Regions from separate parts of the Homo sapiens genome. Here region 2 is linked to region 1. A link is a loop called in an ENCODE intact Hi-C map of the cell type or tissue named here. Cell type or tissue: IMR-90. All regions are shown on one strand. Links, peaks and the distances in the headings refer to the core of each region. The heading gives the core; the rest is flanking DNA. Region 1 overlaps HMGA2 (high mobility group AT-hook 2). Region 2 has its middle 24 kb from the start of LLPH.

Region 1 (8,798 bases), core at 582-4,581:
AGCCGCTTCCGAAGTGCTCCCGGTGCCCGCAACTCCTGATCCCAACCCGCGAGAGGAGCCTCTGCGACCTCAAAGCCTCTCTTCCTTCTCCCTCGCTTCCCTCCTCCTCTTGCTACCTCCACCTCCACCGCCACCTCCACCTCCGGCACCCACCCACCGCCGCCGCCGCCACCGGCAGCGCCTCCTCCTCTCCTCCTCCTCCTCCCCTCTTCTCTTTTTGGCAGCCGCTGGACGTCCGGTGTTGATGGTGGCAGCGGCGGCAGCCTAAGCAACAGCAGCCCTCGCAGCCCGCCAGCTCGCGCTCGCCCCGCCGGCGTCCCCAGCCCTATCACCTCATCTCCCGAAAGGTGCTGGGCAGCTCCGGGGCGGTCGAGGCGAAGCGGCTGCAGCGGCGGTAGCGGCGGCGGGAGGCAGGATGAGCGCACGCGGTGAGGGCGCGGGGCAGCCGTCCACTTCAGCCCAGGGACAACCTGCCGCCCCAGCGCCTCAGAAGAGAGGACGCGGCCGCCCCAGGAAGCAGCAGCAAGTCAGTACGAGGGCGCGGTGGGGGCACCAGCCCACCCCGTCCCCACTGCCGGGGCCCAGACACGCGCGGGGCGGCCGGAGTGCGGGAGCCCAGTCGCCGCGGCCGTCGCACACTGCCCGCCGGCCGGCCGGGGGGAGCGGCGCAGACCCCACGAGTGCGCCGCGCGGCCCCGGGGCGCCAGCAACCCTCCGGGCGGGGAGGTGGGGAGCCGCGGCGGGCGGCCCGGGGAAGGCGGGAGGTGGGGTCGGGCGAAGCGCGTCCTCGGACTTTCGCTATTGTGCACGGCCCCGAGTGGCGCGGTGTCGCCCAGTGACTGGAAGCGACCGGGATCCGACAAACCCGGGCTCGCAGGCGCTTTCCGAGTTGCTTTTGCAACTGCCCGGGAGGAAGGAGGTGCCGGGGACCCGGGCGCTTCGGCCGATCTGGGCTGAAGGGGCTAGAGTCTTGGGGGCCGGAGGCTCTTTCTCCCGCCTCCCGGGGCTGCTCGCGGGTCGGGGGCTGGCGCGCCGCAGCCGCCCCCTTGGCGCCCTCCTCCAAGCTCTCGGTGGCCCAAGACTCGCGCCCTCCCGACAAAGAACGCATGGAGACCCGGCTGCCTGGTCCTTTTTGGGCTCTTTAAATATGCGGCGGCCGCCGGAGGGAGCCCGGGGCAGGGGCTACGGGGAGCCTGGTTCCCCGCAGGACGGGGTTAACTCGCCCAGCTAAGGGCGCGTTGAAAGGAGTGTCCAAGAGAGTGCAGGGTAGCCAGGGTCGCTTCCTTGTCAGGGGCCCGGTCCCCCTTTTGCCCCTGGATCTCGCGCCTCAGAGCTGCAGCCATTAAATGCTCTTCTCCAAGGCCAGTGGCCGGGGGTTGAGTAGGGGACGATCGAGGGGCGCCCGGGACCCTGCGGAGTGGAGGGTTTTGTCTGCGGATGCAACCAATTAAGCGTGCAGCCGGCGCTTGCAGAGCTGCGCTCAGCGCGCAGGGCTGGGGGTTTTGTTCGCTGTAATTTCCAAGCCGCGGCGGGCAGAGTTGGAGCGGGATATGTCTATTGAGAACATTTAAACTCCACTTTCTCGGGCTTTAAAACTTGCTCTCTGCTTAGTCTTAAATCGCTTCCTTCATGGCAAACACGCCGATTAGAAAATAATCCTAGAGTCCCAAAGTTGTCCGAGAGCAAGGTGGGGAAACTGAACAATGTTTGCTTGCCAGTGCATTTTAGAAAAATTGAGAGTTGTACCTTTTTGAAATCATCAAAGGAAACAAGCCGATCTAGAGGCCCCTGAGTTTTCCCGCTCTGCCCAAGCGACACTTTACACCGCATTTGAATCCTGTTTTACACCTCCCAGGAAGTCTCTGCCCTCCCCCACTTGTTTCCCACCCGCCACCCAGTTCTAACTCACTAATTGCCCCCCCTCCAAAAAAAAAAAAAAAATCCAAAAGAAATTACAATGGGGTCTGGAGGTGATTGGATACTTTACCTTTGAGTTAAGGCAGAGTTCACAAAGAAAGAAAAATTTGTCTCCGATGTGTTTGCTCTCGATGTGCCCACTGGTGCTAGTGGTCCCACAGAAGCTTGCAGGGAACCTTCCCGAATTCTCTAAATGGGATGCGAATTTTCATTGAGGACGTTCATGGGTTTTAAGTTAATTAGTCTCACTTAATCACCGAATCTGAATGAAATGTGAATAGATGATTCACTGGATAAATATTTGGGATCTGGAATATTAATCATCGCATTCTCTTAACCACTTGAGTATTTACTACTTGGCATAGGAGCCATTTAAAGTTTTGCTAAACCAAGTGATTGCTTCCATTTCTCATTCCCAGACACTCCATTCCTCCTCGCTTTTACCTCCTTTTAGTTTTCTCCACTCCACCCCCATAAGAGTTTTCTCAAAAGAAAGTTTTGAAGAAAATATGTTTATTTTTATCAAAAGATATTTAAATTTAGACTGGAGGCCATGCCTGCATCTCCAAAAGGAAGTGGAGAATTGAAGCAATTAACTAGATGATTCAAGCAAAACCTCCCACCATAGATTTACTATAATTATTTGGAAATTTTAGGGGGAATGGAGTTATTTTGAACTGAAGAACTTGAATAATTGCTCCAGTATTTCACTCAAAATGTGTCAGTTGAATCATAATCCACCTAGAAGGCAGGTATACAAAGATGATTAAAGGCCACCTTTTCAATATGGAAGATTGTTGAAATATCTGTGATGGTAGCTTCGTATTTCTGTTGTTTGAAATGCTAGTATAATGCAGAGTGGTGTTCGTTTAAAATGCCTATTATTCCTATGAGTTGCCAAATGCATAGCCCTGTAAACTTTACACCTTAAAAGTATATGACTTTCTTTCTAGAACATGCCTCTTCAGTCTTTGTTACCATTTTAGGTTTGAAGTAGAATCTAGTTTTCATATACAAAATAGAGTTTCCTCTTTGAACCCTTGCATTAAAAGTATAGTTATTTCCCCTTTCTGTAAACTCTGTACCATCATCATCCATTTATGCTTGAACTGAACGTGTTCCAACAGCTCTTTTGAGCAGCACATGCAGAAAATATAGCTAAAGAGTCAGGGTCAATTTCTTTCAGACATTCTTGCCACAACAGCATTTTTTTTTCCCTCACAATTAGGAACCAACCGGTGAGCCCTCTCCTAAGAGACCCAGGGGAAGACCCAAAGGCAGCAAAAACAAGAGTCCCTCTAAAGCAGCTCAAAAGGTGAGATTTCTCAAGTCAAGCTCTCCTAACTTCATCAATGACTGACTACAGGAGCCTGCCTGTAACTTTCCCATTCTAACTCCGCAGCCAGGAATTTGTCCCAACTGGGTAACACAAGACTCATTTCTTACATTTAACATTAGTTAGATGCGAGTTAACCTTTTTTGTAAGCAGATGCTCAGCATAAAAAGTTTATGAAGATACTTAACAGTGTTGTTTTTAAACAAACAGCCACCAAATAATTTGAACCTTAAAACGGGTAGAAGTGAGGAAGGAAGGGGTTGCGGGGGGGGCGGGATGAAAATGACACAATTAATATTTGCACCAGTTGTAAATAGTTAAAAACAAATCAAAACTATAGATTTTGCCTGGTGGTAAAGTTTTTGCAATTTCCTCTGAAAAATGATAAAGATTGATTTACTTTGTGCTTATTACATGGCTACTGCAAACCAAATCCCCCTATTAAAGTACTTTGCCAAATAGACGATAATTAGAAGTAAATCTAGTTGTGGGATAGTGGAAAAATTCCATGAATTTTGCAGCTTTAATTGTGATAATAAAGTATACTGTTTGTTTTACAATAAACCTGCAGTATAGTATATCATAATCTCAAAATGCCTTTTCATCAAGTGACATAGAAATGTCTGAATTGGACAATGAGACTTTTTAAAACAAGTATTTGGCTCATTTAATATCTCTTTTTGGGCAGAATGGAACCCAGTTAAGTGTAATATTCAGTGTTTATCTTAATAAGTTTAAACTTGCAGTTTAAGATAACTTCAGGTTGGCTGTGTTTAAGCTAGCAAAGAGGAACTATGTCAGGGTTAATGCATGTATAGAGAAGTACCAGTCACTTTTTTGACTTTATAAATAAATTGGAAAAAAAAGTTTCTGCGTTGTATTTGTAGGTTTGTGTAGTAATTGAGAACAAAGTTTCAAAAATCAGAACTAAATTTGGATATACCTTTTCACCGGTTTTGGGTACTCCATGTACAGTATTTGTTAGAAAGGACTATATGCTCATCGTTTGGGGATTAATGTTTTGTGTGATTTTCTTTGTGACTGTGGGTACTAACTGTAATGTATGTAAACTGCCATAGCAACTAATGGTACATATAAAGTTATTTAGGAAGTTACTCTGAGTTCTTGTCTGTTTTAACAGTTTTGAACAGAGTTGAGGAGCATATTTTTAATATATTTAAATTTAATTGCTTCTTAGAGTTTAGATTTAATTGTTTCTTATTTAATCAATAAACTTTAAAATAGCTCTAAGTAACCTTGTTATTTAAAAATGGCAATATATAATCTGGTATTTTTAATATGAATACTTTACATTTGTTTCATTTTATCTCATTTATAAATTAACTAAAATGGACTGATTTTACCAAGGAGTTTTTCTATGTTGTGTAAGTGTGGAGTTTACCTAATTTACTTTTATTCTAAGGAGATGCACAAATGAATATCTTGTTAGATAGCTGACACGCATTTAAGCTGTGGTATAATTCCTCTGAAAAACACATCATGATAATATCTCCTAGGAAGAAATCTTTAAATTTCACCATAAATAAGTAATTTGAAATTTAATACTAAAAAGGAAAATGAATTGTCTCCCATATTTTACTATATTTCATGTTTTTTGGATGAATAGATAGAAACGCTCCCATCGCCTCCGCTTCATTTTAAAAAGCTTACCACTGACTAACAAAATTTGTATTGAGAAAAGGGAAGCTGAAGCTAGTGCCTAGTTTACCACCTAAAGCAAAATTTTTAAAGTTGATCTATTCCTAAGTAAGGGTTGATTTATTTTTAGTGACTCTAGTGACAGGCATTTGTAAATGACCCCCCTACGCCGCTCATCTTTCTGAAAATTCTTCATGTGTATGCATACATTATTCCAATTTCCAAAACAGAAGTAGGCTTTCTTTTTTCTAAAGATTCCTTCTCCAGAATCTTTCATTCTTTCAGACACAATTATTTCCTACAATGGTGTTATAAAAATCCCTCTTGTAATAAAAATGAATAAATACATTTGCCCATAACATGACTTATTTTTCTTCAGTTTTATAAATTACGCTTCATCTGGAGAAGAGAATACCTTGCAAAATAATGAATGACATTGATGAATCGTTCATGGCATGTGTAAACTTAAGGTATTTTCACTTTCAAATCAGAATTTGTTGAGTATGTTACTATTCTATATAAATATGATTTTCAAACATTTGTTTATTAAGCATATATTGTGTTCTAACAAAACATATATGTTCGTCAGGATTTTGCAATGCAAATCTTTTTAGAAAAAGTTATATTGTTCATAACATGTAAGATAAACATACCCTGTGAGACTGACCAGAATAGATATGAGAAGTCTTCTATGAGTAACAAAGTGAGTGTTTTCCTGTAAACTGAGACCCATCACAATGCAAAATACATTGCAAAGACTGGTAAGTATATGAGAAGAAAGAAGCCTAAAATTAGAGGAGCTGCAATGCACACTGAAATCCTGATGGTTATATACTTAAAATTTCTTGCTGCTTGGAGTTTCTTGACTTACAAAGTTTATATTTGGATTCAGTAATTGGCCTTGGGACATTTGAAAACAAAGCTGTTGATTTGAAAATTAACAGTGTGAAACTGGACAATGCATGCAGAATGTTGCAAGACCAAGTGAATGACTACTAAATTAGCCATCACTTCAATTTCAAACCATATTCAGTAGAAAATTGATTTATATAATATGTAAAACAAAGACATTTATAAGAACACAATTTCCTATGCTTGGAACTTTTGGAAGAGAAGATAATTATTCTTCAATCTACTTAATATTCCATTAAAACTAATTACTATGCATGACCATTGTGTAATGATTCTAGTCATTCCTCAGAACTCCAATCTGAGTGCTCAAAATTTGTCCCTGAATCAGTTTCATATAGTTACCTGAATAAAAGAAATCAGAAGTTAAAGTTTTCCTGAATAATTCATTTGTCCATGTGTGTATACGTCTGTGTGAGCATATCTTTACCCTTTTATTTATTTTTTAGTCTGAGGTACACCTATGACCAGTTATGTCTTAACTTCCTTTTTTGTTTTGTTTTGCTTTGCTTTGCTTTCCTGGTTGTGGTGGATGGAAATCTTTGCATTTTTACAGTTCCCAGATGGTTAGAGAGAAAGAAGTTATAATCTCCTTTAGTTTAGGGTTTTGTTGTACTTTTTTAATCATGACAGAATACTGGAGGGGTTGTCACTAATTCTTCAGTGTTGAAGGTCTCAGGTCAAATTCACCTTTAAGTTTTAAGCCAATTCTCATTCACATATTTTAGGAAGTTTTTTTCTGAGGTTGAATTAAATTTTATTGGAAGGAAAATGAAAATAAAAAAAAAAGATCTCAGGTGTGAGATAACCCTACTTCATCATGTCATATATTTGTTCACCACCCTTTTGACTTTAGGTGTAATGGACAGATCTAGGAAGCAAAGTGCAGAATGAAAATATCTAGATAAAGTAGTTATAGTTAAAATAATGTGTTCAGAGTAAATGTTTAATCTCTATGTTTGATTTGCTATAAAAAGAAGGCCTGAATTAATTAGATACTGTAAAGACTACTTCATGCTCCTTCTAATCATTTGCATTTCTCGAAATGTGGTTTGCTTTTCATAATCATTACCCACACCAATCACAGATATTTTAAAAAGAGAGAAGATAGTTTTAGTCACCATTTCAGAAAAATCATTCAGCATAAATGCTGAGTGAGGACAGAATTTTCTTCAGAATATAGTAGGCCTAATTAAAAGGAGAAACCAAAGACATTATTATTGGTGAGTTAAGGAAAGGTAACTTTGGAAGTTATCATATAATTCTGGCCTATGGTTTCTAAATTAAACTACTATGATTTAGTTTAATTCCTCTGTGTTTCAATGGGCAGGTAAGTTTTATTGTGGGATTCAGGGCCCTATCTGAGGATACAAATGAATTCAGGCGGATTCAGGGCCCTATCTGAGGATACAAATGAATTCAGCAGGTGAAATTAAGTAAAGTCCAACTGTTGTTCCATTATCTTGATATTTAGGCTGACTTACCTAAACAATTGACTAATTTTTTTCTTTCACTTTGCCAGGGAAGACAAAGCCTTACTTAATGCACCAGCACATTCTATCTGGTAATGCTTTTAATCATCACAGATTATGATCCAAATATGGGAGATTGAAATACATTTGAATTATCTTATGAAGTAATTTTATTTCAAGGGACCTATAGTTCTACTTCTCTGGAAGCTCTCATCCTTCTGAACTCTTCTGAACTTGAAGTCTCCTCATTTCTCTGGCTGACCTACATTCCTGGCTCATTTTTATCTCAAGTTCTCAACAGATCATTTTGCTAAGGAGATAGAATATACCAGATTGGTATTCTATTGCATTTCAGTTCTTTCTTGAGAATAGATGGGTGCTGAAGAGGATTTTATGTCAGTTAAATCATTCAAACATGTCTTGTCTTGTTAGTTGACTTTCTGCAGTTTACAGAGCAGAAGGCACAAAGTGGAAACTGAATTAATTTCACTGATTCTGAAGGTTTTAGTTATGAATCTTTGTTCTGCCAACCAAGAGAAAAGGGGAAATAGAGAACTGTTATTTGTTAGGGCATTGCATTATTTCATATTGTTTTAATACACTGAGCAATTTTGAATGGCATATTCTATTTAAATTAGGGAAGAGTAGTGCAGGCATTCTCTTTTGTCTAGGATCATGTTTGCTCAGAAGGTAACTCCTGTGATCAATAGCAATGATCTCTTGTATCATTGCTATTGATTTTTATGATTACAAAGAAGTAGAGAGAAGATTTGGAGGAGAAGAATCTTAAACTTTGAAAATGATAACTTTGCCTGTCATTTGGCTTTGGTTTTAATTTAGTGTTTGTATACATGAAGATAAGCATGTGCAAAATAAGGACACCAGAGTTGACAGTAAAGGCTAACTTGGGTAATAGGCAGGAACTACAATGGGTGATGGAAATTACTTATATTTTCTATTGGAAAATATATTGTGATAGCAAATTGTAATGTCTCTTCAAGGCTAAAAGTGTTGCATGTAAAATTAGGAAACTTACAGAACTGGATTATCAAAAAGGTAAAATGAGAATTTCCTCAGTACTTAGTGGGATTGATTCGTAGAGTTGATTTTGATATCAGTGTACATTGATTTATACTGTTTATATTTTTAAAAATAGCAACTGAAGGAAATAAAATGTGCTTTCTAGGCTTTGGATAGTGGGCTTCATGCAAATCAAGATACATGCAAACAAGACAGGGCACCATCACACCCAAATATTTTTCTAGTTTTTTTTTTTTTTGGTACAGATGCACTGATGGATTTGCAGTGGGGGATTTCTGGCTATATCACAGTACATAAAAAAAATGATGAGAGAACTTGTAATAGCAAAAAATTAATAGCCACCTAAACCTGACCCTGAAGTCAGAATTGAATTATTCTTAGTTTCCAACCTCTGCTCTTGTCCATGTGTTTATAGGAAACTTGGAAATACATTACTTTTAACTAATTTGATTTTCACCCTAGAA
Region 2 (10,543 bases), core at 3,490-7,489, 280 kb after region 1:
ATAAAAATGAGACAGTATATACAAAAACACTTAGCATTTATTAGATGATTAATAAATACTAGTTTCCTTTTTTCTTTTCAACCTGCTTATCTAATACTCTGAACTTGATCTGTGGGTGGCAGGAGGAATAGCATGACATGTTTTGTTTCACAAAGTGAACAAGTGTCAGTGTTAGAAACATTCCAGAAACTTCACACTCAGGGCTTTATTTTGGGTGACCTTTTAATCTGCTTAGGAATTATTTCATAGGTCAGTGTTTTCCAAAATCAGGGTCCATAGATGTATTCTTGGAGGTCCAGAGAGCTCTCTGGAGTTATCTTTGTGTGTTTTCATTTAAACTATAATAAAATTAATATTCTCTTATTAGCATGATCAGATTTAATTGACTGATGTCAGTGTCCATATGTGCAATGTCTTTGAAATTTTCAGAGCCCACATTTACAATTGCCTAAACACCAAATAGTTCTACTTTTATTATCATGGGTGAATGAGAAAAAGAAGTAGACTCTATAAGTTATTGTGCATTTGCACCAAGTGAAGGCCACTGCTAACAAATATGGAATCTTTGCATGACTACAAAAAAGATATGCCTTACCTCTGCCTTTCAAACAAACTGTCTTGCTATAAACAATAAACCTAATAAAGTAGTAAGTTATATGTTGCTTAAAGGTGATAAGTGTTATGAAAAGAGAGAAGGCAGAATAGGTTAAGGAGAATCAGGAGTACTAGAGCAGGACTGGGGAGGGGTGTCAGGTTGCAATATTAAATGTATTGGCCAGAGTTGGTCCCATTAGGAAGGCAACATTCAGCAAAGATTAGCAGGTGAGAGAGATATCTGGGGCAAATATCTGAGAGCAGCAGATACCTAGAGGACAAGTTCTTGAGAAAGAGAAAGCTATGTCACTAAAGCAAGAGTATGGCTGATATGTTTAAGAAACAGCAAGGAGTCCAGAATGGCTGGAGCAGAGTAAGTGAAGAAGAGAACAGCAGGAGATGATTGTCAGAGAAATAAAGTGTAGAAAAATGATAGGGCATTGTAAGGATTTGGGCTTTTAGTTTAGATGGAATGAGGTTTTGAGCAGAAGATAACTGGATATGAATTACATTCCAAAAGGATCGCTCTGAGTAGACAATAGGTCGGCAAAGTAAGAACAAGGAGACCTATTTGGAGGCTATCTTAGTGGTCCAGATGAGAGATGACCATGGCGTAGACAAAGATGGTAATTAGTGAGGATGCTAAAAAGTGGTAAGATGCTGATTCAGTTCTGAAAGTAGAACCAATCACATTTGTCAAGAAATTGTATAAAGATGTGAGAGAAAGAGAAGATTCAATGATGACTCCAAGGATGTTGGCCTAAATGATTGGAGGATGGATTTTCCACTTTGAGAGAAGGCTGTAGGTAGAGCAATTTTGGAAGGGACACACTTGAGTTTGAGACATCTGTTAGACATTCAAGGGGATTTTGCCTCTGGAGCTCAGGAGAGCTGGTCGGAGATGGAACCATGGGTGTCCTCAGTATTTACAGCTATGAGAGTAGTCAATGGAAAGGAATGAGCCCTGGGACTCTCCAATGGTGAGTGCTTGTGGAGAGAAGAAGGAGCCACAAAGGAAATTGAGAGGGAAGCTCCAGTGAGACAGGCAGAAAACCATGAGTGAAGTGTCTTGGAATCCAGATGAAGAGTGGCATTATAAGTCCAACTCTCCACTGGCATAGTTGGAATGTGTCCCTTCCAGTGGGATTAGGTGCCCTTATAAAGAGGCTTGACAGAAGGAGTTCATTCCTTCTTGCACTTCCACCTTCTGCCATGTGAGGACACAGCACTCTTCCCCTCTAGATAATGCAGCCCTCACCAGATACCAGATGCCAGTGCCTTGATTTTGGCTTCCCAGCCTCCAGAAGTGTGAGAAATAAATTTCTAGGATTTATAAATCACCAAGTCCCTATAAATCATCCAGGTATTTTGTTATAGCAGCACAAATGGACTAAGACATTTATTAACCTGTAAGAAGGCTATACATCCATGCCACTTGCCATGCAGCTTCACAGCGCCCTCCCACTGTGGGTGAAGGTACTTTCCCACCCCCGCACTGGGCTTGGGTATGTGACTTGTGTTGGTAGGTATGAATGAAACAGAGGCTTGAAGTGGACTTGCCTTGTTTCTTTTATCTCTTGCATTCCTGGCATTTTCCTTGAAAAGGACATGTCCTGGATAGCTGCTGATTGAGGGAGAATGAAAGACTCATGGGGCACACCTGAACCCAATGTATAGTTTAAACCTATCTGCCCTCATCTAACCAGCAGACCTGTGAGCATAAGAAAGCAATGCTTATTTTTATAAGCCACTGAGTTTGAGCTGATTGTTATAACAATAATAAGCTTGCTGGCTTATTATTATAAGCCACTGAGCTCCTCATGCAACATCATTTCAGTTAACTGTGTCCCCAGTTACACAAGTCCCCCAGAAACACTTATACCACCCAAAGAAAAGGAGAGTCTCCCTACCTTGATCCGACCTGACTTTACTTGATTTAAATAGATGTAACATTTCTTCCACCTGCATGATGTGGCAAAAATTTGTTCCTGCTGATGCATGCGTGTGTGTGTGTGTGTGTGTGTGTGTGTGTGTGTGAATATTTCTCAGTCCACGCCCATGGTCATGCTTTAGAGCCACTAGATTAGATGACCTCTAAGGTTTCTTCCAAATCTAAAATTTCATGATTCTGTATCATCCAGTTCATGCCATTTGTTCACTGCTTCACCTGTATCTCCTCCATTCTGGCAGCTTCTGCTTCAAGTTAATTGGAGGTCATTGTCTGCCCCCTCTGCTTTAGTGTCATTATTTCTGAGATCCTTTGCAACCAGAAAAGGCAAGAGGCCTCCACCCATCCAGAGGTTTGTATCACAGCCTTAAGATAAGAGGGCAAGGGACGAGTACAGAGATGGAGTGCATGTGGTGTGAATAATCCCACGGTGTGGGGAGGAGCAGTAGGAACAGTTGTTGCTGGAGGATACCAACCTTGATCCTAGACTTCCAAATCAAATTGCTGCTTGCAATGGGTTAAGTCAGCTCTGGGAAATAGGGCAAATAGATTTGCCATTTGAATAGAGAGTATACAACAAAGGAAGAAATGTACGTAACTATGTGGAATATTGGAAAGTCTCATCATCATGGATATCCCACTGACATCTTGGAAATTCCTAGACAGGGCCTGTCATTAAATACAGGTGGATATTGGGAGAATAAGTGCTGTGTGCTCTCTCTGTCTGTCTCTGTTTCCGTCTCTCTCTCTCTCTCCTCTCTCTCGCTGTCTCTCTCTCTCTCACACACACACAGACGCGCGCGTGCACGTGCACACACACACATACACAGAGAAGCTTCCTATAACTTCTGGGGAGCATACAAAGTTAATGGGATATAAATTCCATCTTTTAAGGAACTCCTGGGTCCTTTTTTAAAAAAAGAAAATTTTAGAGAGAGTCTCTCTCTGTCTCCCAGGCTGGAGTGCAGTGACGTGATCATAGCTCACTGCAGCCTCAAACTCCTTGATTCAAGCAATCCTCCAATCTCAGCCTCTTGAGTAGCTGGTAGTAAAGGTGTGCACAACCACACCTGGCTAATTTTTTTTTAAATTTTGTAGAGAACCTCGTCCATGATGAGCACTTTTAGAGTTACAATTCATAAGGTGTCAACATAGAAAGCAGACTGGCATTCACATTAGCCATGAAAAGACTCTTTCTATCTAAATAGCTTAAAGTTTACTGGATTAAAAAGGAATTTCCTTCTTTATCTATAGAGATTATAGAATTGCTTCTTTTGTGATTTCCTTCTCTGTCTCTCCCGGAAGGCTGATCTACTCCTACTTGATTCTTACTGATCCAAATCATCCTACTCCAAAGAAGCTGAGTTGAGGTTTAGACAGACCACAGACTCTGTTTTATTGTCTCACTACTATAAAAGAGGGATAAAGATCCAATAAGCACTGCTCACTTTTCTTGAACATCTTGAGACCCTGGTCTCTTTCATTGGTAACCTTTAATTCTGGTTCAAGTGGTGAGAATGTATGTGTGTGCACATGCAAATGCATATGTTAGAAATGAGAATACTTTTTAAAGCACAAAATAAACTTTTCAGAAGCTTACCCGATATTAAGTCACTCTGGGAAGCCATATGCTTATTGCAATTTTGAGGCATTCATTCATCAGCAAGGTTTTGAAGGCTGGCTACACTGAGTGGAATATGGTCATTTAACAATGTAATCTTTGTAAGGGTCATCAATCTCATTTGAATAAATATATCAGTTAAATAGATCAATTTCAGTTAAATAAAATTATGGTACATACATAAGATGGAAAGTATTTCCAACTCTGAAGCTCTTAAAGAGAATTATTTAGCCCACCTCCAAGATATGCTGTTAAGTGAAAAAAGACAGACGCAACAGTGTGTTTCGTGAGCTACCATTTATGTAAGGAAAAAAAGGATATATATGTATATGCTTATATTATAAAAGCCCAAAACGTTTCTGAAAGACTACATAGGAAACTATAACTGTGGTTGCCTGTGGGAGGGTGGCCCCAGACAAGGCATGAAACCAGAGAAATGTATTTGCGACTGTGTATTTGAATTTGTCGTACATGTATATATTTTGCCTATTCAACAACAACAAAAAACTCAAAATAATAAAAAAGAAGTCATCTTTAGTCCTATCTTTAGTAGTTATGTGGTAGAGCACTCTACTGACATGAGGCTGGGCTTTGGGATCAGACAGGTGAAAATTTGGATCCAGGAAGGGCTCCGTGGCTCACGCCTGTAATCCCAGCACCTTGGGAGGTAAGAGGGGAAGATCGCTTGAGCTCAGGAGTTTGAGACCAGCCTGGGCAACATAGTGAGACATCCATCTTTATTTCTATTAAAAAATAATAATAATAAAATAAAATAAAAATAAATAAATAAAAGATTTGAATCCACATGTTAACTGGGAGACTTCCTGGAGGTGCCTTACCTTCTCTGACTACCCATTTACTTCTATGTAAAATGAGGAAAATGATAACCACCTAAAAGGATGGCATCCAGGATTAAGAAAAATAATGAAAGGAAAGACCCAATAGGCACTCAGAAAACTTTATTCCTCTTTCCTCCCTGCATGTAGGAAGGATCCTGGATTGGTTATATGATGTCGTTAGTAATTTTTTTTTTTTTTTTTTTTTGAGACGGAGTTTCACTCTTGTTGCCCAGACTTGAGTGCAATGGCGCCATCTCGGCTCACTGCAACCTCTGCCTCCCAGATTCAAGTGATTCTCCTGTCTCAGCCTCTGAGACAGTAGCTGGGATTACAGGCACATGCTACCATGTCTGGCTAATTTTTTTGTATTTTTAGTAAAGACGGGTTTCATCATATTGGTCAGGCTGGCCTCGAACTCCTGACCTCACGTGATTCGCCCACCCTAGCCTCCCAAATTGCTGGGCGCCCGGCCTGCCCTTAGTAATTTTTAAAGAGTTAATTGATTGCAGCCTGTTTACATTCAAAAATCTTTGATAAGAAGTGCCTCCATGTGCTACAGGAACAGATCCTGGGAGCCGACCTCGGTGCCTCAAAACCAAGATCCCAGCTGAAGCATTGTCTTGGAAGGAAGGTGGGTGTGAAGAAAAAAAGGAAAGAAAGGAAAAAGCAATTTTTTCTCTTTGTCTCAGTGCATGAAATTTCACCATTAAAGTTCTCTCTTTTATATCTTGGTGGCTAGTAAATCCCTAACAGCCCTAATATAGATGATATTTAAACCTCATCTGCTAACACTTTGCAGGGAATTCGTTTAAGCAATTAAAATCTTCCCTTTCCTCAAACACCGCCATCCGTAAAACAGAGAACCGTGAAAGGGAAGGCCGATGGCCCTCTAGTCTAGTCCAAACTGCAACCTGATAAGATTTTAGAAGTCACTCCTTCCTCAAGACCCTTTACTGCCATCTGCTGGAAAAATTTGGTATTAACACACAGATTGCCCTATGACTACAAGACAATGGACCCTCTGGGATTGTGCAACAAACACACCGCTTGCAGAACTGTGAGCAATGCCCCAAAACAAGCTTCACAGTTTTGCCAAGGGCTGGCACTACTGCAGCACAGCCGCCCTTGATCGGTTGCTGTCCCTTCAGGCGTGCGTCCCATGTGAATTCTTTCCTGCCAGGACTTTCCTTGATAACTCTTGTCCATCCATGGTACTAGATGATTATAGCTCCCTTTCTCCAGAACCTCTAGAATGGAATATCTGCAGGGCCCCTTCAGACCATTTCAAAGACCCCTTTAGGTGTCCACGACCTCCCCAGGTGAAAAATTTTTTAAGGAATGTGAATTCATTTTTCCATCATTACTTGAGGCAGCACCATAAATTGTGACAGTGGAGGCCTAATGGAATGCAGCATCGCACGCGAGCCCCATGGATGGGAAACAGACCTGATTAGGTGCCATCAAAACAACACAACTGACCATTGGAAACTCTGCTGAGGTCTCAGGTGCTGAGGAGCAGGAGAGAAGAAGAGAAAGAAGTCCTGTGGGGCTCACACAGCCGGCCAGCCTCTCATCTCAAAGACAGAAACGAGGTTTGGCTTCATTCTTTTCTGCCCACTGATTGCTTTATTTCAAATTACCCTAACTACTTAGCATGGCAAATTAAGTTAAAACCCCCAAAAGTTTGCGGAGAATGTCATCTAATCTGATTAAAAGGAATAGTCCCGTCACAAGCTAGGGAGGAAATGGAAATTACTCTGAGTGCAGTGCTATTAAATAATTTGCATAGACTTGCATATGGTATACATCAGAAAAGCATATGCTCTTTAGATTTAATGAAATAATTTTCCCTTTCTAAAGACTCTTACAGTCTCTGTCCTTCCCTATCTGTCTTTTCCTCTTCCCAGCTGTCTCTTTTTGAATGCTAAAATTATTTCATGAGGAGGGTACATAGCAATGCACAAATTACATGAAATATGTTAATAATCTTCCTGCTGGCAGGGCTGGGAGGCCCTGAAACTGCATTGCCAAACTTCCCAAATGTCCCCCTTGTCAATCTCACATAATTAAAGGCTCCCTTTACAACCTTAAAAGGTTCCGTTTGATTCATTTGGGGCTTCCATTGATGGGGGAAGGGTGGTTAAAACCAATCCTTTGGCTCTACTTTCCCAAATAATGTCTTCCTAACTCTATGCAATAGCATCTAAATCAAAATGAAAATGAAAGGAAAAATTGCCATCATGCCCATGTCATCTACATCAGTTGAGTCTGTGACACTGCCATTGAGGTTGCACACATACAATAATCATCCTTGAAAGATTTTTGTGCCTGCTCTGCTTTTCAGGATTCAAAACCCTTGACAAATGTTAGCTGCTATTAAAGCATCACCCCCATTCTATCAATGGAAACAAGGAAGCCCAGATAGGGGAGTATGATGGGCTAGTGGCTATTGGCCGGGGAAGGGAAGGGGAGGGGAGATGAAATCTAACTATTTTTGTATTCTCTATGGATATTCACTAGTTTTTTAGTAATATTTTAGCAGATCTCATGTTCAGTTGTAATGTAGCCAACAGAGGAATTCTAGTGAATTCCCCAACAAAATTACATTAGGATCAAATGTGATCGTTATAAACACTATCCAGATGTTGGGGATGGACTGGATATAACTCTTTAAGCCCCAAATTACAGTATAATAAATGCAAGCATGGGGATCTGCCAATACATCTGAACTTCGTGTCGGAAACCAGGTCTGACCTTAATTTAACTCTGTAAGGACCTAAGAATTTCCCCACTTGTATAGTTAGGATGCATTCAAACATCTCCAAGTGCCATATTGTCATGAGTTTTATCACTTACTTGAAGCATGACCATATCAGATTCTGGAGTCAAGCCAATCTTAATGCAAGCATTTTATTAACACATTTAGAAAGGAAACAGAATCACAACTAGAAATAACTATTGAGGTTATGAAACAAACCTGTGAAATGAAATACAATATAATATTAAAATCACATTTGTCCTTGGTAAATCTCAGGGAGTTAAGATAGTATAATAAGCACACACTAAAATATTGTACTACGTAAACCAGCAATGCAAATTACTACAGGCCCACAGAGAAAGATATAATTTGGCAAGAAAAAATTTCATCTTCTGCTCCTGAAATCTTTTCATTATGCAGGGTTGTTAGAAATTGATAACTTTGTGTGATAGCTCAAGATCAGGACCGAATATATCATAATTAGAATATCAGTGGTTATAGGGAAGATAAATAGTTCAAATATTCTAGTGTCAAATATTTTAAAATAATAGGCCCTTTGGAAAGCTGGAATCAATAGACTAACCAATTTATTAAGTAGTAAACTATGGGATGACTGCTATCTGTGTGATATCATGTTGGGTAATGCTGGAAGAAACAGAAAGTAAAAAGAAAGATTTTAAGGAGTTCCAAATATGTATCAGGTCCTTTAAGAAATGCATGTTCTTTATCTGATTTTAATGTAGGATGTATCAAACCACAGAATGGTCTCCTCCCTGGAGAAACTTAAAATATAGTGCCAAAGTTATGAAATATACAACCCCCCAAAATTCAGAAGTTAAACCATCAAACAAAATAATAGATGTCATGGCCGAGTGTGGTGGCTCACGCCTGTAATCCCAGCACTTTGGGAGGCCGAGGTGGGCAGATCACCTGAAGTTAGGAGTTCGAGACCAGCCTGACCAACATGGCAAAACCCCATCTCTACTAAAAATACAAAAAAAATTAGCCGGGCTTGGTGCCACATGCCTGTAGTCCCAGCTACTCAGGAGGCTGAGGCAGGAGAATTGCTTGAACCCAGGATCCAGAGGTTGCAGTGAGCTGAGATTGCACCACTGCACTCCAGCTTGGGTGACAGAGCAAGACTCCATCTCAAAAATAATAATAATAATAATAATAATAATAATAATAATAATAATAGATGTCACAAGTCAGCATAAGTAAAGCATTGAGGGTCTCTGTGCATCTCCCACCACCAACTCTCCAAATGAAAAAAGCTATTTGTATCAGTTGAAAAGTATTGAAAACACCTGAAATCTGCTACCAAAAATGTGAATGCTATGTCATAATTGTTTACCAAGAGTTTTTTTAAATCATTCTTTTTTTACAAAAAAAGTAAAAATTTATCATTATCACATTCATACAGCCTGTGAATCTCCCTTTGCTCCTTCCTGCTCCCAGCCCCTTATGTTTTTGTCACTTGTTATATGACATTGAGGTAGACCAACAAAAAAAGAGTTCTCAGAATGGGAAATTTGAGTGAGCTGGCACTGTGGGCCTCAAAATCATCTCAGAGGAATAATCAGAAGAATATATATCTGTCCATTGACAGATAACCTGATACACAATGTGTGATATATGCATACAATGAGATATTCCTTGGCCTTAAAAAGGAATGAAGTACTGATGCATACTACAAGATGGATAATAGAGAACCTTGAAAACGTGATGCTGAGTGAAAGAAGCCAGACACACAAGGACAAATATTCCATGATTCCCTTTATATGAGGTATCTAGAGTAGTCAAATTCAGAGAGAGCAAGCAGAATAGTGGAGACTAGGGGTGGAGGGAGGGGAGAATGGGGGGTAATTGTTTAATGGGTGCAGAGTTTCTGTTTGAAATGATAAAAAATTCTGGAAACAGTAGTGACAGTGGTGATGATTGCACCACGCTGTGAAGGTACTTAATGCCACTGAATTGCACACTTAGAAATCGTTAAAAAGATAAATGTTTATGTTTGTATATTTTACCACAATAAAATATCTACTGTTTTCTCTCAGGAAAAAGCAGTAGAAGCCAAGATGCCCTGGCAGTGACAGCCATGGAGTGTGTGAGGAAAAGAGATTACAGAGCGTAAGTGGCATGGGTTTACCTAAGGCAGTTTCCTCCCAGGGCCGGTCAGTGTGTGTCAAACAAAAGGGACTGTCTAGCTAGAGATCACTTTAGAAGTGTCTGACCCATCTAAAGGCAACAATCTCATCAAAAAAACAAAGCAGAACACTGTACAAAGTCTCTCCAGGGCAAGGGTACCAATTTGTCACTCCTGGTATTAGACATCAATATAATGTTAGACCTGCCAGATTGCAGTGGTTGTGAAATCAACTGGAAGTGAAGAAATGGAAGAGAGTATGCTAAGAAGCTTCAATTTGGTCTTGCAGCCATGGGAAGTTTCCTAGCAGGAGAATGACTTACTGAAAGGAATGTTTTAAAAGGCTTAAATTTTACAACCCTTCAAGGGTACCCCAGACAAGCACTCACTCACTCCTGGAAGGATTACTAATTGTTTCAGCCTTTCAGGAGAGCAGTTTGGCAATACAGATAAGGAGTCTTAAAGAAAAGTTCATACTCTTCTAGAACCCTTCCTCAAGAATATAATCAGATAAGGATTAGACTTACATGTAAGGTCATTAATATTACAGAGAAGTATTTTAATAGCAAAAATAAAAAGTTTTTTCAGAAAAAAATTAAATGTCCAAAAGTAGACAAATAAAAAAATATATAGTTTA

The links. A loop is a pair of places that touch in the nucleus more often than their neighbours do. Peaks named below come from ENCODE experiments on the same cell type or tissue, not always from the same donor. Only the 100,000 strongest peaks of a DNase experiment are listed, where the experiment ranks them.
Region 2: it touches region 1 in a loop (6-fold over the local background); 3 of 110 quality-filtered maps call a loop at or near these places.

Annotation. Positions count from the first base shown.
Region 1 is chr12:65,824,856-65,833,653 of GRCh38, forward strand. It overlaps HMGA2 (high mobility group AT-hook 2), which reads left to right. Exons shown (of 5, transcript NM_003483.6): 1 at 1-526; 2 at 3,146-3,232. The coding sequence starts at 416. It also overlaps the pseudogene RPSAP52. Among named protein-coding and RNA genes, the nearest start is that of HMGA2, 4.8 kb to the left of the region's middle. RefSeq lists an enhancer at 748-1,355. In IMR-90, for the core only: no CTCF peak of the experiment used is centred there; a DNase peak (open chromatin) is centred at 2,196; H3K4me3 peaks cover 3,611 bases; H3K27ac peaks cover 2,944 bases.
Region 2 is chr12:66,101,626-66,112,168 of GRCh38, forward strand. No RefSeq gene overlaps it. Among named protein-coding and RNA genes, the nearest start is that of LLPH, 24 kb to the right of the region's middle. RefSeq lists an enhancer at 5,665-6,166. In IMR-90, for the core only: a CTCF peak has its summit at 5,963 (motif pointing left); a DNase peak (open chromatin) is centred at 5,976.